Linked DNA regions of Homo sapiens: region 2 is linked to region 1. The links are chromatin loops, found by intact Hi-C in ENCODE. Cell type or tissue: natural killer cell. All regions are shown on one strand. Links, peaks and the distances in the headings refer to the core of each region. The heading gives the core; the rest is flanking DNA.

Region 1 (12,071 bases), core at 2,295-10,294:
TGCTGGTAGAGCTTCTAAAAATCTGACGTTTAGAAAGATAGATTTGGTCCCACAAGTGGGCCACCAGAAATGGAACTGAAATTTGTCTCTGCATTTTAAAAACTGTAACCAAAACCACAGATGAATAGTAGAAAACTATTTCCTTACAAAAGTTCAGAATAATGTATTAATGGGTAAGATAATGCATATAACACAAATACCTAAAGATATAGTGAACTCCCTTGTAAATTCATAATACACTGTCCAAGGAATTCACAGGACTTTATTTAAACAGTTAATACATAATACATCTCTCACACACAGAATGTTAACAATTAGATATTGGAGGGGTGCTCCAAAGAGATGGGGGTGGGGAGGAATCAAGGCCAAGAACCCTGAAGACCCCTTGAACTCCATTTATTTTCAGTCAACAATGGTGTCTGCTTCTGCCAAGTACCCAGTGATGAGGCTGTGGTTAGGGGAAAATGAGGTGCTTTTACTCACACATCAGAACCACATTCTAGTTTGAATCTAAACTCATCCACAAATGCAAACAAGAAGAGAAAGAAACAGCACTAAAGAATGAAACCAATTTTAACTCTAAGCTAAGCTATGTTGTAGGGCAAGAGGAGGAGGATGGGGAATGAAATTTAGCGTGGCGAAAACTGGAAACAACCAAAGGCATTCAGCTGCTCAGGAGGCTTTTCCCCTCTCCAAAGTGGAGTGACAGAATTAGCCAGAGCCAGCACCCTCCCTGCACCCTTTTCTCCTGGGGTAGGCCCACAGCGGAGTTGCTCTCTGAATAAGAAATCCTGCATTACGCTACATAAAGGAGGGACAGTGTGCAGGATGACCGGCCAACATCAATCTTCAATGGCCATTTCTTAAAATCCTTCTTCACGTTTTCTTCAACAATACCAGCTACATGGCCAAGATTTAAAAGATGGAAGGCCTTTGACAACTTCCTCAAGCCCAGGCTCATTTACCAGCTGGAAACTGCAGGCAAGAAACCCTGTCCAACCAAAAAATCCCAGACTTGTGCTGGCTCCCAGTGGGCACCCCTCCTGCCAATCAGTGAGAAGAGAAAACTTGGTTGTGGTGACCCCAAAACAAGTCTTAAATGTTCCATCATAACTGGTTGTAAAAAGCAGTCAGCTGAAAGGGCCAATAAAGAGAGCGAAACACATGCTGGAAACAGCTGCTCCACCCCTCCCTGCACCTCACCAAGCAGATAAGATGCACCACCTCAACCTTGCAACCTGATGGTGCCCCCTGCCAGCACTGGACACACCCATGGACTCCCAGGAAAAACAGAAAATGCTCATAATCTAAGAAAGCAGATACTAAGTAAATTGGCCAGAGCTACTGCATTCTCTCTGGATGCAGGGCAGAAATCCTTAAGAGTCACAGAGCAGCCTATGGGTGGATTTTAAAGCCTACAAGGAAACGTTCAATAAATATTTGTTGATTGATTTTTTTAAAGAGATGATTAAAGGGTTAGAGGGGGAAAGGCCATGCTACAAAGGTCAAAAGTAAAGCATCACTCATCTAGATATGGGAGTCTGTGAAGGGCCTTCCGATGATTGTCTGGCTGCTTCAGAGAAGGACTGTAACCATGAGCTGGCTGCTCTCTGGTGTCTGCAACTTGGACGGACTGGGAGAGGTGGCCTGGAGGCTTAGAATCCTCTGGCTTTAGAGTCCTCTAAAAAAAGTGAATAAATTATCACCTCTCCAGATTTTACCAAAAAGTGCAGGTTTAACTAACCAAGTTACAGTGGGTGGGCGGGGGGGGGGGGGGGATCAGCAAATTATGTCCATTCTCTACCACCAGCTCCAGGAGGGAGGAAAAGGAGCAAAAGGAGGCTGGGACAACTGAGGCTGCGCAGCGAGATGGGCAGCTGATCCTGAGGCTCCTGAGCCCTGCGCCCTCAGCTGGTTATCAAGGCTGGTTATTAGCGGGAGTAGCCACTATCACCTGCACTTACTCTAGGACTGTTTACAGCAGTTGACATTTATTACCTCCTTTAATCCCCACAGCAACCCAGACCAAGGTTGAGACTGTGATTATCTCTCAGCTGAAGAAACAGAGGCCCAGAGAACATAAGCAACGTGCCTAGAGTCACACAGCTTAAACGAATTATCACTGTTGTTGAGGTCTCAACCCAGTGCTCCCAACCACTAAATTATGCCCTGGGTTTAATGCTGGTTTCAAGATTACCGATTATTAAACTTGCAGCCAGGATTCGCCCAGGTGAACTAAAAAGAAGGCACCTTACACTAATAATACAAACAGTAACCTCTGCACCTGAAATACCACTGTCAAATTGTTGAAAACTTCTATTTCCTTGTTCAACAAGCTTGTTTTGTTTAATAGTGATTGAGTTTGGGTTTTGTCCTTGGGAGCGGAGGTCAGTATTCAAAGCATTCCCAAATTGTTTAATCACATTGTTGAAATAATAACAAAGGAGGAGCAACTCTTCTCACATTGGGTATTATTTGGCTGGGCAAAGAGGTGAGAAGCATATTAAACAGTGCTTCCAATAAATGTATAGAAAGCCTATGAACAAAAATGTTGGACTTTAAAGAAGCCCTAAGGCTTAAAAAGCACCCACCAAAGAGGGAAGGCCAGGAGTTAAGTGGCTTTGCATGAGAGGCAATAAGCCTCTGGCCAGCCACACTGCCCGTGCAGGATTACTGCCCATAGCCTTGCTACTCAAGGCAAAGCAGTAGCATACTTGGGAGCTTATCTGAAAGGCACACCCTCAGGCCCTGCCTGAAACAGAATGAACCCCAGAATGTGCAACATTTCAACAAGATCCCCAGGTGATGCCTATGAATGTTCAAGTTCGAGGTGCGCTACCTATAGGATGAATGCCTTACATCATCATCACACATTCCACCAGAAAGCTGGTCGAGGAACCAGTTGCTACTAGTTTGTCACAGTAAGACCTAAAATTCTGTAGGCTACCTTTATAAATTATCAATTAGGATTATAATTCCTGGCATAACTTCGAATTTACTCAAAATCCTGTGTCATTTAACTTAATAACCATTGCTCACTTTGAAAAATAACCACCTGGGCCAGGTGCAGTCGCTGATGCCTATAATCCCAGCACTTTGGGAGGCCGAGGTGGGTGGATCACCTGAGGTCAGGAGTTCGAAACCAACCTGAAACCCAGTCTCTACTAAAAAATACAAAAATTAGCTGGGCATGGTGGCAGGTGCCTATAATCCCAGCTGCTTGGGAGGCTGCGGCAGAAGAATCGCTTGAACCCAGGAGGCGGAGGTTGCAGTGAGCCAAGATCACGCCATTGCACTCCAGCCTGGGCGACATAGCAAGACTCCATCTCAAAAAATAAATAAAAAATAAATAACCACCAAATAACCTGTGATCACAATAAACAGATACAAAATGAGGTTATATGTTATCCTTTGCCTTAAGGTTGGCTATCCTAGGCAATGGACAGCCTGATTTAGAAAGAAATTCTCACTTAACTAAAAGTGGGTCACCGTAAAAATTAACAAATCTAGCAAAGTAAGAAAACATGTAAAAGAAAGTACAGTGACCACAATCAATATAAAGCATAGGAATAAATCTTCCTGATTATCAAGGCAAAAACACCATTAGGCTTTGAACTACTAAGTCAACAATGGAAAGCTTTCTCTTCCTTACTCTTTTTTTTTTCCCAAGACAGAGTCTCGCTCTGTCGCCCAGGATGGAGTGCAGTGGCGCAATCTCAGCTCACTGCAACTCCGCTTCCCAGGTTCAGGCGATTCTCCTGTCTCAGCCTCCTGAGTCGCTGGGATTACAGGCGCACGCCACCACGCCCAACTAATTTTTGTATTTTTAGTAGAGATGGGGTTTCAGCACGTTGGCCAGGCTGGTCTCGAACTCCTGACCTTAGGTGATCTGCCCACCTCGGCCTCCCAAAGTGCTGGGATTACAGGCATGAGCCACTGCACCCGGCCTCTTCATTACTCTTCAAGTAACATGTTGGTAATAATGGTAAAATACCTGTAAAATGAAGACTTGAGATCAGGAATCATCATCTTTCATTCAGAAAGATGAAAAGGTATCACGTTTCCCTCCTATGTCCAAAGAGCTATAAACTATTCTTTCTCTTGACATATACTTTTCTGTTAAGTTACCAATGACCAAAAACACATACCAACGTAAAATTCACAAACACTGATCATCTATATTAGTCAAAACTTTTACTGCTCCAGAAAAGTAGTTCTCTTTCCCTATTACAGTCTTAGTCACTATACCAGGCATTTCCTTCTCAAGCTAATAATAAAACATGTTTACCAACATACCAAAGAGGGCAGCCCCATTTACTGATTTGAATTTAATGCTTGAGTATCCACATAATTTTCCTCACGTTTCAAATATACAAGACAACTATTGTTTTTCACTCAGTCTTCCTATCAAATCACTATGGGAAAAGGAAGAGACTTACCCCACAAAAACTACTTTTAAGGACTTACAGACTATTGAGTTAATTCCACAAGAGAAAATAAAATGTGGTCAACAATACTCATTTCATGTAATACTCGCTTAGTGGAAAATGGACTGCAATCATCCATCAGTGTAAGTTAACCTCCACAGTCAATAAATAAACGCCACTTCTAGTCACTCAGATGAAACCCGGGTGAGAGGGCTAGAAAAAAAATAAAGGTATGAATGAGATGTAGTAAACCTCTGAATATCACACTGATGACTGATTTCAAGCCAAAATGTATAGAACTCATGACAGAAAGTGAAATCCACATGATTAATATGGTGTCACTTCCAAATGCATTAAAGGTCTGCTAATACTCTCGGCACTCTGTGAAAAAAGAAAAAAATTTTATAGTAAAGAAGAGCTCAAGTTCCCATTTGCTAACTCAGGTACCACCCTACCATTTTGCAGATTTTCCTCTTTATGTGGCCCTTGCTGTTCCTTTGGAATTTTTAAAGACCTGGGATTTGAGTAATTGTAGCCATTTCTGAAATAGTTATGGACAACCCAGTTACTTATACGCTGCTTTAAACATTTGCTTTTGAGTATCTGGTTTATAGAGAGACTACATTTGCAATCTTACCTAGTTCTTTCATATCCAGAACCTTCTTACCCCAGTATCATTTGCTTGCTGTCTACCAACAGTCACTCATTGATAACTACCACTGATAGAGTGTGGGTAACCTTAACCTTTTTCTGTCACCCTTCCGTCCCAGACCTAAACTTTCCAAGTAAGAATTCAACTTCTGTGCAACACCAGAGTCCTCATGGTTACTGCATCCTGTAACACCTCTAAGAATCATACATAAAGGGGGGACTGCTTGCTCCCTTTCTCCACCCCTCCTCTCTGTCTCTCTCTCTCTCTCTCTCTCTCTCTCACACACACACACACACACACACACACACACACACACACAACATGAGGACACTGGGTCTTTGCAAACAGGTTCTACTGTCCAGTAAGTGGCTAAGAAATTTCATTCATAACTCGAAACAGATAGACTCCAAAATGAGCAATCTATAATTTTAAATGTTGTCATTAGTCTCCTGGCTGCAAGCGGTTAAAGAAGGCCTTGCAAGCTCATGAATTACGGGTACAGTTTATTACTCTGAATGAGCTCACAACAAGCACAGTATCTCAGGAAGATGGGAGGGGAAGGTTTCCAGGCCCAAAAGCTTACATGGAATGCAGCTTAAATGTCACTTATCCAATTGCAGGGGAATGATCCCTTCTACTCCCATGCCCTTCTCCGCTTCCCTCCTTGTACACATGTATTGTTATACACCTTTCCTTAAAATATACATCACACCAGGCTTTGCTCATTAGCCTTAGAGGTTTTTAAGTGTTTACAAGAGAAAAGGTCCTGTGGTCAAAGAATTAAAAACAGGACAGAACACCCATCCAACCTTCACTGCGGAAAATTTTTCCAACAGATTTCTGCCTATCCCAACCCCAAATGCAGGAGATAAAGAAGCACACCCTAAATCAGAGGTTTCTTCTTACAAACACTGGGCCAATGAGAAATCATATTTTGAGCATACATGGCATTCCATGTTGGTCACTCATAGAAGAATGGGGACATTATAACCTTTTGGAGGTTGGGAGGAAACAGGCAGTTCAAGAGATATGCAGAATCCCACATCCACAGGGCCTGAGATACCAACAACACTGGCCGGACAGGACCCCCATTTTCCTAAGGGACAGTGGGTAAAGTACGAGAAAGGATGAAGCAATCATCCTCAAAGCAACCAGGTCAAACTACCAGAAAAAAATGACTCACTGCTAAATATCTTATCTCTTTCACCCACACCCAAGCCCACCCCGCTGAAGTGAGGAAACAGAGGCTGCCTGAGTAGCTTCCGGCCAAATGAGGACCGCTCTGCGAACTGCCACTGAGAACCATCTGTGTGGCGCCCAAACTCTGGTGCAGTGGCTGGAGAAAGGGAACTGAGACACAAGCCACAGGTTTTGGCAGTCTTCTTATTTCCCCCTAACTGGCCTAACTGAGCAGGAAACCAGCAGTTCTCAACGCAGGCCAACTGAGGTTCCAAATCCAACTCTACCTTCTCCAAACTATAAATTCCTTCCTACAGAAAAAGGGATGGCATCTATTTCTGACACAAAGCACAGGAGTCCTGATGAAAAGCTGGGACTCAACAAATGTTTTGGTTCCCTCTGAAACTGCCCCACCACCTCAGTATGCAAGACCTTAACTCATGATCCCAGTCATCCCTTCCTCTACCAAACACACCTCTGTTGTACACACACCTAAAATTTGAGAACCCAATGAAGATTACAAGCTACCTACTGATGCCCTCATCCTTACAAATTAGGTGGTGGCAGCAGGGACAAAAACTACACTCAACGTTCTTTACAAGACTTTGGTCCTTCTCAAAGGAGGCTCCAGAGAACCCTATGTCCAAGGGGTTGTATTCAAAATTAAGGCTCACGGGTCAGTGAAGTTTGACAAATGTCGGGTACAGATAGCCAGGTTTCTTTCCTTCAGATGTGTTCGTGTACACCATGATCCTCTTAGAACCCAAGCACCCCAAAATTATTTCACCACCAAAGCATCCTCTCTGCTCCACCCGCCCCCCACCCCCGCAAATAAAATCATTCTCAGAACACATTTAAGGATACCCAGCACTAACTTCTCTTGTTCTAGTTTGCTAGTGGATTGATTTGGGTCTTTACTGAGAGAAGGGAGTGTTTTTGTAAGTAATACATGTATAAATGTTCACTTTTAAAGATGTAAACTATACTGAGTATGGAGAGTAAAAATATGAAAGTTTATTTTCAGCAGCTCAGGGAAACTGGAAAAGGCAATTATCCTAATCCTCTGAGGTTTCAACCGTACAAATAACAGAAAGTTAACAAAACATAAGAAACTCAAGGAAATTTTTTCTTTTTTTTTTTTTTTGAGATGGAGTCTCACTCTGTTGCCCAGGCTGGAATGCAGTGGCATGATCTCAGCTCACTGCAACCTCTGCCTCCTGGGTTCAAGCAATTCTCCTGCCTCAGCCTCCCGGGTAGCTGGGACTAGAGGCATGCACCACCACACCCAGCTAATTTTTGTATTTTTCCTAGAGGCGGGGTTTCACCATGTTGGCCAGGCTGGTCTCCTGACCTCAGATAATCCATCCGCCTCTGCCTCCCAAAGTGCTGGGATTACAGGCGTGAACCACCGAGCCCGAAAAGATACCCATGGAATTCTGAGTTCTCACTGTAGCAATGAGTGCTCTTGGGAACCTTATCAGAACTGTCATTGCACTAACAACTGCTAATGAAAACTAGCAGTCATTTCTCGCGAAAATATTTTCTTCTCTTTCTAATTTGTTCTCTTTTACTATTTTGCAAGCATAGGAGAGCGGAATCCAGAAGATACTTAATAAAGCAAATTAATCAAATAAAAAGAAATGACTTAAACTACAATTCAAATGCAATTTTGACTGCATTCTGATTACACCATTTTCTATTGCTACATATCAAGAAAAAGTTGGGTAAGCTCCCTAAAATGTCTTGGCTACTATGTTTCTGCTAAAGAGCTCCTAAGAAGAGGAAAGGAAAACATACTACATTTTAAACCTGACTCAATTGTCTTAGATCTACTTGTGCATAGATTTCATTGAATAAATATAAGAGGGCATTAAGAATGTTGTAGTTTCCCAGTCTTTTTTTTTTTCTTTTTCCACTTCCTAAATTTTCTGTACTACACATATGCTGATTTTCAACAGTAAAAATAACATTTTACATTTGTAGAGAAAATCTAGGGTCTACTAAATAATCTAGTACTTGTTTCCACTCTCCTGCTAACTCTGACAGGAGTGTTGTGGGAAACGAAGTCTGAAAAGGATTCAAAGGGGGCTAGGATTTGCCACAGATCCTGTAAAGGAAAGGATGAGGTGAGCTTACCAACCCCACTGAGTAGGGGCCAAACATCCTTAACAAGCTAGTTGCTGGCCAAGCACGGTGGCTCATGCCTGTAAATCCCAGTGCTTTGGGAGGCTGAGGCAGGAGGACTGCTTGAGGCCAGGAGTTCAAGACTAGCCTGGGTAACACAGCGAGATCCCATCCATACAAAAAAACACTTTTAGTTTAAAAAAAAAAAAAAGAGTGCTGTATGTGGAGGTCTGGGAAAGGACCCTGACTTATAAAAACACAACCAGGCCGGGCGGTGGCTCATGCTTGTAATCCCAGGCCGAGGCGGGTAGATCATGAGGTCAGGAGTTCAAGACCAGCCTGGCCAAGACGATAAAACCCCGTCTCTACTAAAAAATACAAAAACTAGCCAGGCGTGGTGGCGGCGCCTATAATCCCAGCTACTCGGGAGGCTGAGGCAGAGAACTGCTCGAACCCAGGAGGTGGTAGTTGCAGTGAGCCAAGATCACACCACTGCACTCCAGCCTGGGCAACAGAGTGAGACTCCTTCTCAAAAAAATTATAATTTAAAAAATAATAATAACCAGATAAGCAGTCAATGAATGACAACTAAAAAGAAATACCTACAAACATCTGGTTGTCACGACACCTATGGAGATGTTTTAGATGACAAGGACAGACTGGAAAGACTGCAGGACTTCTCAGATTCACTGCAGTTACTCAAACTAGGAGGGGACACTCTGAGGATGGAGACAGTCACAGGATGTAAGCAGGAAGCCAAGATAAGGCCACAGGGCCAGCCCTGAGGTGCTATGAATACTGCAGTGGAAACCAAAATGGAAAATGAAATTTAAGAAACAAAACCTTTACAACAGCATCAAAAACCATAAAGTGATCAAGACAGGGGGCTGGGAACACCCAAGATGAGCCTACAACACCTTAATGTGTCTGTCAGGAAGTAAGAGCTCAGAGGACGATGGGGACATGTTACAGGGACACGGGTAGCAGCTTTAAGGCCTCCCAGTATTAGTGTCCTCATTGTTAACTATGGCTTGGGAACAAAATATCCTTAATTTTAGGAAATAGACACTGAAGTATTTGGTGATAAGGGGATATTATATTTGCAACATATTCTCAAATGGTTCAGAATTATAAAAACTATGTGTTGCGGGGAGGATGATGGGGAGGGATAAGGGAGAGAGAATACTGTCACACAAATATGCTATGGTTAACATTTGGGAAAATCTTTGTACTAGGTTTTGCAACTTTTCATTAAAAAACCACTCGTAAAACATAACCACAAACTAAGTAAGAACAAATAAAAAAGTATGAAGGAAGATAAATGCCACCAGGAGCTCTGAGAGATGCAGAGAATATCGTGTTATATTGATTTGCTGCTGCAGTCTTCTCTAGCACAACGTTCAAATACTCCCAAAATGATTCTATTAGAATGCACGCTACAAATGCCCAAGTGCAGCAACTTAGGCTAGGAATTATGCCAAGAATAAAAAAACAATAGCATTTACTTCAAAGAAGTAAAAAATGTTACTGACCAAGGCACTGGTGTTTGATTTTGACTATTTTTAAAGGGAAACATCTTTTCTGGGTTGAGAAGAAGCAAGATCACAAAATAAAGGAGGTTGAAAAAATTACCGAAATACTTTTGTGCACGAGAGTCTAGCCTTACGAAATGGCTGGACAGGTGTAGTCCTTGGTCTTTCTCTGCGTGAGGTATAAAATGGTTTTTAAGTATAAAACCCTGCCAGGCACAGTGGCTCAGGCCTGTAATCCCCGCACATTGGGAGGCCAAGGAGGGTGGATCATGAGGTCAGGAGTTCGAGACCAGCCTGGCCAATATGGTGATGCCCCATCTCTACTAAAATACAAAACTTAGCTGTGCATGGTGGCGCACACCTGTAGTCCCAGCTACTTAGAAGGCTGAGGCAGAAGAATCACTTGAACTCAGGAGGCAGAGGTTGCAGTAAACCGAGGTTGTGCCACTCTACTGCAGCTTAGGTGACAGAGCGAGACTCCGTCTCAAAAATAAATAAATAAATAAATAACCCTAAGTGGCAAAGGGCCTATTCAGTATTGAAACATGTATTTCTGAAACCGGTCTTCATCATACAGCAATCTCCTTCCAATCAAGACTTCCAACAATAAATGCAGTATTCTTTCCATTACATCACAGAGCACCTATGCCAATGCTGAACCACTGTTTTCCGTTGAAATGGCCCTAAAATGCTTTACTCCACAAATCTTATTACCTATATAAATTAACTTCTAATTACTATTAGAAATGACAGGAGCAGTGGCTCACGTCTGTAATCCCAGCACTTTCAGAGGCTGAGGCAGGCGGATCACGAGGTCAGGAGATCAAGACCATCCTGGCTAACACGGTGAAATCCCGTCTCTACTAAAAATACAAAAAATTAGCCGGGCGTGTTGGCGGGCGCCTGTAGTCCCAGCTACTTGGGAGGCTGAGGCAGGAGAATGGCGTGAACCCAGGAAGCGGAGCTTGCAGTGAGCCAAGATGGCGTCACTGCACTCCAGCCTGGGCGACAGAGCAAGACTCCGTCTCAAAAAAAAAAAAAAAAGAAAGAAAAAAAAAAGAAATGACACATCTGGTCACACAAATGGTCTGCATGAAGTAATAAGATGGTTCTATACCAGGCAAAGACCTTGCTAGGCAGTTTCTAATCGCTCTCAGGTTATCTAAATTCTTGAATTTGGATTTATAGGTTTCCTTTTTCAAGAAATTATTAATCCACCAAAAAAGAAAAAGTTATCTCAATTCATTACACTCTCTTCCTAAAACAGCTTCTGCTCCAGGATGCCTGCTCTGTCCCAAGTTCCCAGATATCTTCCAGGAGACAAAGTCCTTCCCTTGTATCACTCACTATATGCAAAACTTGGGTTGAGGCCCTCACACTAAAGTCACACGACATCAGGGATACGCGCCACCCCAGCTTTAAGTGTACAATGTATTGGTTCTACAATTCATTGGTTCTTGACTCCCGACAGAGCAAGTTCTACCTCTCCAGCCTCATCTCCCTTCCATGTCCTGCATCAACCTCCCCACTCCAGCAAATCTGTATGTGATGCACACGCACACACAACACTGCACTGGGCCCTGCACTTTCACTCCTCCTCACTTGCTAGGGTAAGCAGGTTTTCACTCTGCTTCTCTAACCTTGTGACCTGTTACCTAATTTCTTCTCATCCTTTAAAAGGCACTGCAATGGCTCATGCCTGAATCCCAGCACTTTGGGAGGCCAAGGTGGGCGGATCACGAGGCCAGGAGATCGAGACCATCCTGGCTAACACGGTGAAACCCTATCTCTACTAAAAATACAAAAAATTAGCCGGGTGTGCTGGCACGCACCTATAGTCCCAGCTGCTCGGGAGGCTGAGGCAGAAGAATCGCTTGAACCCGGGAGGTGGAGGCTGCAGTGAGCCAAGATCACACCATTGCACTCCAGCCAGCCTGGCAACAGAGCAAGACTCCATCTCAAAAAAAGAAAAAAAGGGCACTCCCTTCCCTCTGGGGTGCACCTAACCTAAAGTGGTTGGCCTTCCTTTTCCTGGAAGCTTTCAAAAGGGTCTGTGCAAGTCCCTCACTTCACTGACCATACTATAAGGGGCAGCTGTTGCCTATTATTGGAAGTAGAAGTCCTGACTACTGCAACTTGGCATAGGAGTCACAAAGG
Region 2 (12,071 bases), core at 1,777-9,776, 66 kb before region 1:
ATTATAAACTATTATTTCCTACATGTACACAGTTTATAAATTATAAGGCCCCAAAATAGCTTTCAATGTAAAATTCCCATGACGATTTATTGCATCCTGTGCAGGCTGGTGCCTTCATCCTGACTTCAGGCTCCAGTTGAGAGAATTATTCCCCTACAACTAATGTCTAATTAAAACATAAACCATGTGAGATGAAAACTACAAGAAAGGAAGCGCATTTAAGGTTCAGTTACTGACACAAGCAGCTTCATTACACCTATGAAGTACTTTAAATACAGGAGAAGCAAATCCATGACCCAGATTATGGGGTTTCAAATGCTACACATTAAAATTCAAACTTAAAACACACACAACACACAAGTGTTTTGTAATCTACAGTGCTGGTTGAGACTTGTCACCTGCTCCCTCAATGCTGATGCAAGACACAAATCTAGTAGATGAGTTGACTCAGTGCTGTTCACAAGAGATAGACCAGTAGGTAATAATTCCAAATAGTCCCAATTAAGCTGCCTTTCTCAACTGTAGGGTCATGGTGAATCATCCTTACCTTATAATCCTCTAGCAGAATCCCAGATGCAGACAGCAAAGGTGTGCCTGCACTCAACCTATCCAAGATGGGGGAGAGGAAGGCCAGAAGAAATATCCTTCCAGTTTAATGCTAACTCTGCTGTGGCTATATCATTCTTCATTCAGGATCAACCAGTACTGAACGCTCTAAAAAACAGCCCAGATATGGCCGGGCGCGGTGGCTCACACCTGTAATCCCAGCACTTTGGGAGACCGAGGCAGGCAGATCACAAGGTCAGGAGATCGAGACCATCCTGGCTAACACGGTGAAACCCTGTCTCTACTAAAAGAAAATACAAAATATTAGCCGGGCGTGGTGGCGGGCGCCTGTAGTACCAGCTACTCTGGAGGCTGAGGCAGGAGAATGGCATGAACCTGGGAGGCAGAGCTTGCAGTGATCGTGTGCAGAGATCGTGCCACTGCACACTACAGCCTGGGTGACAGAGCAAGTCTTTAAAAAAAAAAAAAAAAAAAAAACAGCCCAGATACAACTCTATCATTAGAGGTCAAGCAAACTCAAAATACATACACCCAATACAGACCTTCCTTTCCATTTTCTCAATAGCTGTCTTATTTAATTAGGCATTTAACCACGGGGCAAGGAAATCACTACTCTTGTTCACCACTGTATCCCAGCTCCTAAAACATGCCTGATATAGCAAGAGCTGAATAAATACTTCTGGAATCAATTACAAACTCAACGAAGCTCAGTCTCACTGTTCCCACTGACATTTATTTACCCCTACTCGCCCTGCCAGTGTCTAACATCCAGTGCCAGAAGTCACACTGCTATCCTCATAAAACACTCCCCACAGAGACTAATCCCAAGGGGCTCAGCCACACCTCTGATTCTCAGCAGAGGCTGGTGTCCTAGGGGAGACATCCTTCCTCCACAGTGGCTGCTACCACTCGTTCCTCAGCCACTTTGCAGTGTTCTCTGTAAGAAAAAGTGCCAGTCCAGATGTCCACATGGTCTTACACATGTAACAACTCTGTCACACTCCCATTTGCTAAATGTTGACCAATGATTCCAGCTACTCTTCCCCTACCCCACTTACATCTGTTCAGACTCTTTCTCCTGTATTTCCAGCAATCTCTCATGATGCTCCTGCCCGACCCTCTAGATCCAATAATTCATTCTCAATCATATGTTCAAGTCAACTAATAGCCCATTAGCACCTCACTGTCTGAAAATCCAAATTATCCCCTTTGTCCTCTGTAAACCACTTCAGGCCCCTTGGTAGAATCAGTCAGGGTTTGACAGTGCAGACCTCTTCTTGGCCCACTCTGGAATGGCCCACAAAACCAAGCACCCCATGCATTCTGGTTTACTGGTCAGCTTAATATAGAGGACACAGGAATACGCCCTTTAGAGGAGAAGTGATGGCTCCTTTTAAACTGCAGGATTACTGCCACTTTTGAAAATAATAGAATTTCTTATCAAAAAGAGCAATTGGTCAGGAATCAAACTTGTATATGGTCATAATTTTTTTTACAAAATTTACTAAAATTAGTAAAAAACACTGTGCCAAGTGGTTAAGGTACAGGTGGTCTGTGGGCCACAACTTGGCATTGCAAGTTATCTCTAACCCGGACTGTGAGTCTTTTTACTAAAAGACAAAAAGGAGAACAGAACCACTCACTGTTCCAAGTTCTATAATACACACATAAAATACCAGAGCTCAGAAAGTAAGCACATGATAACATCACATGCCTTTTATCAGACAACACCATGTAACAACTCTCCACAGCTGACGGTCCGGGCTAGAGATTCAACATATCCTTCCATAGTGTTGCAACTCCAAGACAGACCACCTGTACCTTAACCACTCGGCAGCCTGTTAGAAAAGCAGAATCCTGGGTCCCATCCAGATCTAGGGGCTCAGAATCTGCACTGATGCCCAGATGATTCTGGTACACGGTCAAGTTTCAGAAGCTCTGCTCTGCAAAATAGGACTCCATCCTGTGCCTATATACATCAGAAAGAAAAGATGAAACCTCCAAGACGAATGCTTCAAACATCCATCCCATGCGGCCAGTATTACTGTCAGAATTCAGATGTCTATATAAATATACCCTGAGAAATCTTCCTTTGACTCCTCTTCAGTGATCAAAGAGCACAGCGGAAAACACCCAAAAAGGTATGGCACTAAGTAATGCTAGTTCCTTTAATCATTCCTTACGTGACACGGTCTCTCAAACCCTTCTCTTTTGGTTACTCAACTTGGGATGACTTCTCTTTAAAACCCAACAACCAGAATTAAATATACATTCAAATTACATGTGAATAATCCTCCAGAACAGATCCAACACATACAAGAAGATAATTCTATTTCCATGCACAGTCTCATGACACTGCAGGATCTCATGAGTTTGCAGTTAACTATATCCTCCATGGTGACTGTTTCTTTGCAGGGATGGGGAGGAAGTAAGTAAAAGTATTGCATCACCATGAAACAAGAACCAAATGAAGGATCCAATCCAACCAAAAGCACAGCTCCCAGTGATACAATTTTATTTTCCTGTGATGCTCTCCTCTACTCATTTTAAAGACAAAAAAACAAAAAACATCAAAATTAAAACCTTGTACAGGCCACTGACAGAAAGCTATGTGTGCATAATATAACCAAGTTGTATTCAGACCAGGTTAATGAACTGCTTTACAAGACAAAAAGGTACATGATCCACACTTTTAAAAACCAGATTGTTTTGATATAGTTTCTAACTACACCAAGAGTTCTTATAATTTGTCTCAAGGTTGGTTGGATCACCCACCAAGAAAAAGCCTTTACAGGATGGTGTTCTGCAGTGACAGCCAACTCTTCAATAATATGGGCCCTCAAAAATCTCTGAAAAGGACTCAAGTACATTAGTGCAAGAAAACAGAGACATCCAGGTCAGTAAAGCTCGCAGAATGGGTGCCACCCAGAGGATGATACTTGGAGTCGACTGGAAAGACTTGAAAACTCCATCATGATTGTACTAACAGCAAACCTCTCCTGGGGAAGCAGGAGTTGGGCAGTGAGCTCAGCACCACCTGCATTTAATAATCATGATTTCTCTGCTCAGCCTTCCTTTAGTATAAGGTCCACACCACTGCTTTCTCCCTTTAGAGTCAAAGGTATGGGGGAAACGAAGTAATCGTGAAACTTTTAGTTATTTCTAGAGATGAATTCCAGAGTCTTGACGCAAATGTGGCATTGGTAGTCAGTCCATGGCAGATATCAGATCAGGAAGTAAAATTTCAAAACTCAGAAATGTGTTAGTAGCCAGAGATGTTAAATATGTAACTCACACTGACTCCTAGGTAAAAGCAAAATTAAAATTATTGGTTTGCAGAGGCTTCATGTAAACAATATATGAAAAAAAACTATTATTAGTAGTGGGGATAGAAGTGGGAGTAGGGGAAGGAATTTTCTATTACTAGCCTACAATTGGCAAACCATCGTTATGCAATTTGTTCATACCTTGGTTTTTATTATGGTTTCAAATTCAGGCCATCTTGATTTGGGAGAAGGAAACAAAGATGAAAAAGCATGGGTTAAAGGAAAACACATTTCTGATCAATTAAAAATCAATTTTCTGACAATTACATCTATTTAAAAATGGAAGACAGTTAATTTCCTATCACTTGCAGGCAAACTACCTTAGACACTCATGCTTCACAGGTAGAGTGGTCAAGTCATTTATTACCCAAATCAAGGGCACTGGTAGTAACGACAGGGAAATACCTCGTGGAAACTGGGTCATGGGTCAACCAACTCTACCAGGCCCCTTCCAGGAAATCTGAATCAATTAAAAACAAACCAAAAAAAGCCTACAATGACACAAAGACTTTTTTTTTAACCATATCTCCAAAAAGAAATAAAGCCACTACAATAAATATTATAAAACAAATATAACATAGACATAGCAGGATTGTAAGTGTGACACACATCTGTTCTAAAGTTGGAATTCAGACCCCCCACCAATGTTTTAAATAACAACCTGGTGATAAAGAGGCAGAAGGTGGCAACCTAGGTGCACTTACGGAAGGTGCTGCAAAAAAACAATCCTGCTTCCACTGGGCAGGGGCACAGGACATCAAAGGCTCTTCACAACCCCTAGTACCTAAAACCAACTGAAATGCAGAAATCGCCTTCGAATTGATGGGGCCATAGGAGACCAAGGAAAGGAGCACTCAGGATCACAGGCAGGAAGATCTCCTAACACAGAGCCTCTTTATTAAAATTCACAGAAATGCTAAGACATGGCAATTGGAGTTGCCAACCCCACCCCCCACCCCCCCCGCCCCCCCCGCCCCCCACCCACATATAGAGATCGCTAGAGCTCTACAGGTGGAGGGATGTGGCTACTTTCAAAAAGAAAAAGAAGTGCTTTTCCTGACTCCAATGCCCAAAGGACCAACATGCAATGTCATATCATGGGATTAAGGATGGTGGATCTGAACAACAGCCGTACAGAGCTGAATAGCAAATGAAAAAAAACATTCTAAAAAACTAGGCCCATGGACAAGGAAAGGATTGATTGCTATTTCCTCCTCCCAAGGATAAATGACTGGAATCCTGTACATGAATGCCTTTTATTTTCAGAACGTGTTTCTCATATACCTGCTGTTAAATCACCCTACTTGAAACAACTTGTGGCTGCCTGATATGCCAAACCTGTTCCAGCAACACTTTGAGAGAAAAACGAAAGCACCAAATAAAAAATTGGGAGGGAATGTTGATTCTTCCCACAGATTAAGTGTAAACAAAAATGGGGTTGGGGGTGATGAAGGAAAATGAGAAAGGTACAACTTCAACTTTGTCTAAAATAACCTTTTCTTCCCTTTTAACAAAGTAACAGTAGTACTAATAATTTCCAATTGATTTAATTCCAAAAAAAAAAAGTAGTCTGTCAATATTCAAATAAAGTGAAGCCTGAGTAACATTCACAACTGGAAATAAGGGGCCAGGAAACATCTTGAGAGAAGAAACTTACTTACTGAACTTGTGAATGATGTTCCCTTGCCTAGGGTTTAAATTAAAAGCACTTCAAAGCAGCAAATTTCTTCAGACAGACATGCTTCCCAGGTTAGGGTAAACGGCCTGAAAATGCTTCTGCAAGGAGAGTTTTACTTCTTCCAAACTCCCATTAAATAATGTGTACTTATCTTTGATTACTGCCTATTTAAAAAAAAAAAAAGCTGCAGCTGAAATTGGATTAAGAACTTCTGCTGAAAACGATTTATTGCATAACACAACTCTGACAGGCTGAATCTCCGGCCACCAACTGAGCCTTTATAAAAATCTGCTGGGCAGCTGCCAAGTCAGCTCTTTTGCGTCTGAGCATGTCAGACATCCGCCGTCGTCAAGGCAGCAGCATGGCAGCAAGACGTCCGCACGCTCATGGTTAAAGGGTGCAGTCAGGGAACAGAGCAGCCAGAACCACGCAACACGGCATTAAAACCTCCTGCAGTGCTGGATCTGACGGTTCGCTTTTTCAATGTAATCAAAAAAGACCCAAGATCTACAGCAGGATTATCTTCCAGCATCTAACAGACACCTGGATTGTCAATGTACCTTCACTGATGGAGTGGTGGCGAGGAAATCAAATTACAAATAAATTATTGGCCAGTGTCTTCAAAAATCAAATCAAATAAATAGTTCAATATCACCAATGCCAGTGTGCAACTATATATGACTTCACTTTGGGAATTTATGTTACTAGAATTTCCTTGGGAATTTATGTTAATTTATTTACAAAGAAATTCTAATATTTGGATCTTTTAATCACTAATGCCTTTTTATGTTCATTATGATATACCCCCAAAAAATCCCCAAATGCCACATTCTAATCTGCACCGTCTAATACAGTAGCCACTAGTCACATGTAAGTACTTATAATTAACTCAATTAAAATTTAAAATTAAGGTCCTTGAGTCATGCTGGTCACATTTCAGTTACTCAATGGCCACAATCCGACCACCTGTCAATGGACAACACAGCTACAGAACGGTTCTGTCATCACAAGAAGTTCTTTTGGACAGCACTGACATATCTGCATTAAATTGGATAGGGTTTCAATTGACATTGCGTGTTACGTGATAGTGCATTTTACTACGTCCCTGAGAGTCTTATGTGCCTTATGTGTTACTCCATTTACCAAGAAAACTGTGGGAGATAAGAAATCTTTTACAAGAAAATTAGAGTCTAAAGCAGGCAAGAACTATTCAAAGTGCAGACATCCACTCATACAACTCTCCAGGTTGGAAGTGGTTCCAGTCCTGTGGGGCACATCTGGCCTCTAGGGGTTTTGCAGGAAACCCCTCTTGCAGGAAACATCCTGAAGATGAAGTAAAGTCTGTCTGCAAAGCCTTGAAGACACACTGCTTTCCTACACCTTCAAATCCTTTTCTAAGGAAATCACTACAAAATAAAGCCTCCGGGATTGAGGCCAGACAAAAACCAGTCCTATCCACCAGCCAGTCTCCAAGTACCCACAGGGTGGCCAAAACAGGCTTGATTTGATTCATGGTTGCCCCTTACTGACAGGGCTGGTTAGAATTACGGCCCTGTGGGTGATGGAAAGGAGTTAGTGCTGCTGTTTCTTCCACCAGGACCCAGGACACTGCTGGGGGATCATTTTATGAGATCAATCAATGCCTGACTGACTCGCTGGCTTTTTTGGTTGAACAATAACTACCCCACCCGAACCCCAGCAAGGAAATAAACAGAAGTATACGTATATTGTCACAAGACTGGTTATCTCTGGTCATGTTATATTACAAACCACCAGTTTATTTTTGTCTATCTCATGCAAATTTCCACACTAACAGAAAGTCTACAAATAAACTCTGTCCTTGGACTTAACATAAACTGACATATTGCCTTATTTTTTCCAGAAACAGATAAAGTTGTCTCATATGCCTTAACCCCTTCCTGTGTCCTCCAGCCCTCCCAATAATTAATAACCACCCTGGGATTGGCACCCTTTCATTACAGGTATGGGCCTCCAGAAACCATTCTGATGCACATTTTCCCTCCAAAAAGCATTTCCCACTAATAACGTGTGTCCACCAAGCGACAGGGCACACACATTTCCTGTACATATTCTCTTCCACATTTTTCAACTAGCATACTTATCACACAAACATTTTTAAATGCTGAAACTGAGGTTCAGAGGTGTGAAGTAGTACAGATCACATTCTGACTAGTCTGTGTCTTACTCGCCTTTTATGTTCCTGAGACATAGCAATGAGTCCAGCACGTAGCAGGCACTTGAAGGCCATTCCAAGACACAACACAGGGAAACAGGTGGCAGGTGGAAAGAGTGAGAGGTACAAAGAAGCCTGGATTCCAATTCTGGAATTCTGTGAATCTTACAGTGGCTCATGTGTAAAACAAATAATTATCTAAGGCAATGGTGGCAAACTTGAGCAGACATCAGGAACACTCCCAGGGCTTGTGAACACACACTGTGCACAGCCTCCTTTCGCTGAGATTCTCTCAGGTGATGCTAATGCTGCTGGTTCAGGGATTACACGTGAGAAGTGCTGGTGTTTGAACAGCAGACATGCAGCCTATTCAACTTTCATCCTAGTCTTCCAGGAAAACTGTTCTCACTGCCATGAGAAACACTCTAATTGCCAAATTTAACGCAAACTTTTTATCGGCAACTGGACTCTCCCCTGGTTTTCCTGCCACACTAAAATACCTTTTCTGCTGTTTCATCACCTCCACCACCTTCAAGTTTGATTCTTCTGCCGTCCCCTTATCTCCAATCATAATCTAAATACTGATAACTACTAAATCATCTTCTTGACAATCTCCTCCCTCCCCACCACAACCCTCTCCACACCACCTTCCTGGCTACTCTGGTCTAGAAACCGAAACTGGACTTGGCACTTTTTTTCTCATTGTTGACATTTGCTTTCAAAATCCAGGTAATCCTGTCTGTCTCTCAATTCCTTGGATACCTATTTAAACCAGAAATCTCATCTCTTTCCAAAGACAAGAAATCTCCTAAAATGTCTCTACCACCAACTAATCCCAATTCCAACCATCTACCCCACGTTCTTTCTCTACAAACACAGCCACGCTGCAATTTGACACCATCCATGTCACCACTTCCCCTACTGAAGCCTTTCCATGGCTCCCCAGAATCTCAGAAGAAAACTCCAAATTTCCTTGCAGAGCCCATAAAGACCTATCATCAGCCTAACTTCCCTTACAGGCTTTAATTTCTACACAACTACCAACACCCCTAATTGATAAGGTATGAGCATCTCATAGGGGCAAAAGCTCTCATCGTCAGACCCCGTGTCCAAACAAATGCCAGTGTTTACTAACTGCATACTGATCATGACTTCAACAGTAATGCTACGGTAAATAGAGTTGCCTTTCTCAAGAGACAAGAATAAAAAGTCCATTCTCAATTCTTTTTCATACCAATGTGTTGGCACCTAGAAATAAACAAGTAGTCTTAATTTACCAGCTATGTCTGTTTCACTTACTGACCTAAGGCTGGCTGTTCGTTCTGTATTGCAAAGAATGCATGATCCTATGTAACCCTGAGAGAAGACCTCAATAACACTTAAACTGATATATTTTCGACAAATTAAATGACTCCTCTTCCAGGCCTGGTGGGGCAGCTCATGTCTGTAATTCCAGCACTTTGGGAGGCGGGGGGGGCGCAGATCACCTGAGGTCAAGAGTTCAAGACCAGCCTGACCAACATGGCGGAACCCACTAAAAATACAAAAACTAGTGGGGCATGCTGGTACATGTGTAGTCCCACCTACTCTGGAGGCTAAGACATGAGAATCACTTGAACCCAGAAGGCAGAGTTTGCAGTGAGCTGAGATCACACCACTGCACTCCAGCCTGGGAGATCAAGACTCCATCTCAGGGAAAAAAAAAAAAAAAAAAAAAGGGGGCTCCCAATCCAAAGACAAGATTTAACTCTACCTCTAACAATACTTTACAACAATCACCATTGTTTCAGCTACCTAAACAAAACTGAACCTCTTCTTTGGTCCGTGCATCCCAGCCAGTTCCAACATTTCTTCCTTTATGCAGAATGAGGTTTCTTGCAGTTGTTTAGCTCTATGACGCTGGAATAATGTGGCAGTTGGGGGTTTAATGAAGAAATTCACACTTACCCAAAGCCATGAGGACTGACCCCACCCTCCCGCCAAAAAAAAAGGTGGTATGGCATACATACAACTTCATTTTAAGTTAAAGCTGCTAGGGAAAGCAAATATGGCTATCAAGAAGCAAAGTTACGATTCTTCCTATCCTTACAGTTTGCAATCATACAAGAAACAAAAGGTGTGTTATAAGCAAAGTGGATGTATGTAGAAATTTACCATTTACACTTCGGTGATGTGTGTGAAAGGACAGAGGAGGAAGTGGGGGAGATAAGAAATTTGCTCTAAATGGGAAACCACTGGAGACTTCGGAGCAAAGAAGTAGCAGACTTTGAGCACTGACTGCAGTGTTGAGGGTAAATCATGGGGGACAGTGGTGTGGAAAAACAAGGGAGGCTGAGGCAGTTACCTGTACAAGAGATGAGGACCAGGGTGGTGCCAAAGACTGACAACTGGTTAAATTCTGGAACATTTACAACACTGGGCCAAGAGAAGGCTGACAGACTAGATGTGGCGTGTGTGAAAAAAGGGAGTCGAATACATCCAAAGGTTTTCAACTCAGTAAATGGAGTCACCTCCACTGAATTTTTCAATGTGCTGTTACCTGTTACAGACCTTAGAGAAAATACCAAAGTTCAGTCCAGAGACATGAATGTAGTTGGGTGGTTTTAATCGAAACTCAGAATATAAATTTAGGTGCCCTAATTTACTGAAGAGCAAAATAACAAAAAATAAACAAAAGCCTTTATGTATTGATTTAAAAGTCAGGAGTGAAGTCAAGTCAAGGTTGGCGGACCTTGCTGTGCCTTTTTTTGGCTAACAAGGTTTTCAGAGCCTTTGGGAAAACAATGCTTTAAAAAAGAAAGACTAGGTTGGGCGCAGTGGCTCATGTCTGTAATTCTCACACACTGGGAGGCTAAGGTAGGAGGATTGCTTGAGCCCAGGAGTCCAAGACAGCCCTGGCCAATATAGCAAGAGACCCTCATCTCTACAACAACAAAAATTTAAAATTAGTTAAAAACTTAAAATTAGGCATGACGGCACACTCCTGTGGTCCAAGCTACTCAAGAGGCTGAGGTGAGAAGATCGCTTGAACACAGGCATTCTGAGGTTACAGTGAGCTATGATTGAGCCACTATACTCCAGTTTGGGCAACTGAGTGTGACCCTGTCTCATAAAAATAAGATAAATAGGCCGGGCACAGTGGCTCACTCCTGTAATCCCAGGACTTTCGGAGGCCGAGGCGGGCAGATCACGAGGTCAGGAGTTGAAGACCAGCCAGGCCAACACGGTGAAACTCCGTCTCTACAAAAAATACAAAAATTAGCTGGGCATGGTGGCACATGCCTGTAATTCCAGCTATTTGGGAGGCTGAGGCAAGAAAACTGCTTGAACCAGGACCCAGGAGGCATTGCCGTGAACTGAGATCATGCCACTGCACTTCAGCCTGGGCTACACAGTGAGACTCAGTCTCAAAAAAAATTAATTAATTAAATATTATAAAGGAATAAAATAGAAATAAATAAAATATAAAGAATGACTAACACAGAAGAGTCTTGGATAGAAAGAGAAATTACTCAAGAGCCATTCTCTGAAAATCTACATTTGACATCACAAGCCCTAACTCATAAGAGATGAGGTTTTGGTTTTGCTAATGTAACAGTGGAGGACTTAGAAATTCATCAGTCGGCCAGACGTGGTGGCTCACGCCTGTAATCCCAAAACTTTGGAAGGCCGAGGAAGATAGATCACCTGAGGTCAGGGGTTCAAGACCAACCTGACCAGGACAGTGAAATGCCATCTCTACTAAGAACACAAAAATTAGCAAGGCATGGTGGCGGGTGCCTGTGGTCCCAGCTACTCAGGACGCCGAGACAGGAGAATTGCTCGAACCCAGGAGGCAGAGATTGTGCCACTGCAATCCAGCCTGGGAGACTCCATCTCAAATAAAAAAAAAAAAGGAAAAAGAAATCCATCTGTCACTGCTGGTGGGGAAATTCTAATACCCGCTGAGGTTATAATCAACCCTACCCACCTCTCTCTAACACACACCCCCCACCGCTACCCACAGATAGCCTTATTTATACTTAGGCTTTCAATGCAAATAAGAAAAATGAGGGGCCGAGTGAGTGAAGTGACACTGCCTAGGGCCTGCCCACGCGGGTAGCTAAAAATATAGTCATGAGATACTCTCTGAGCAACACCAAGACTATTCAGGTTTCAGGCGGCCGCAAATCAAAAATATGTGTGTGGCAGTGAAATGAACTTTCTCTCCAGTCAATGAATCCAGGAAGAATCCAGAAGAGCAACCTCTGGATGCCACATCAGGGGCAGGACATACCGTCAGAAAAGCTGTTGGGACAGTAAAGTA

The links. Hi-C counts contacts between places; a loop is a spot of excess contacts. Peaks named below come from ENCODE experiments on the same cell type or tissue, not always from the same donor. Only the 100,000 strongest peaks of a DNase experiment are listed, where the experiment ranks them.
Region 2: it touches region 1 in a loop (2.7-fold over the local background); 4 of 110 quality-filtered maps call a loop at or near these places.

What each region holds. Positions count from the first base shown.
Region 1 is chr6:15,294,011-15,306,081 of GRCh38, reverse strand. The region is part of intron 1 of JARID2 (jumonji and AT-rich interaction domain containing 2); the gene reads right to left. Among named protein-coding and RNA genes, the nearest start is that of JARID2-AS1, 51 kb to the right of the region's middle. RefSeq lists enhancers at 9,052-9,101, 9,132-9,221. In natural killer cell, for the core only: no CTCF peak of the experiment used is centred there; DNase peaks (open chromatin) are centred at 6,361 and 9,271; H3K27ac peaks cover 5,744 bases.
Region 2 is chr6:15,359,304-15,371,374 of GRCh38, reverse strand. All of the region lies in intron 1 of JARID2 (jumonji and AT-rich interaction domain containing 2), which reads right to left. Among named protein-coding and RNA genes, the nearest start is that of JARID2-AS1, 120 kb to the right of the region's middle. RefSeq lists an enhancer at 7,280-7,439. In natural killer cell, for the core only: no CTCF peak of the experiment used is centred there; a DNase peak (open chromatin) is centred at 5,894; H3K27ac peaks cover 472 bases.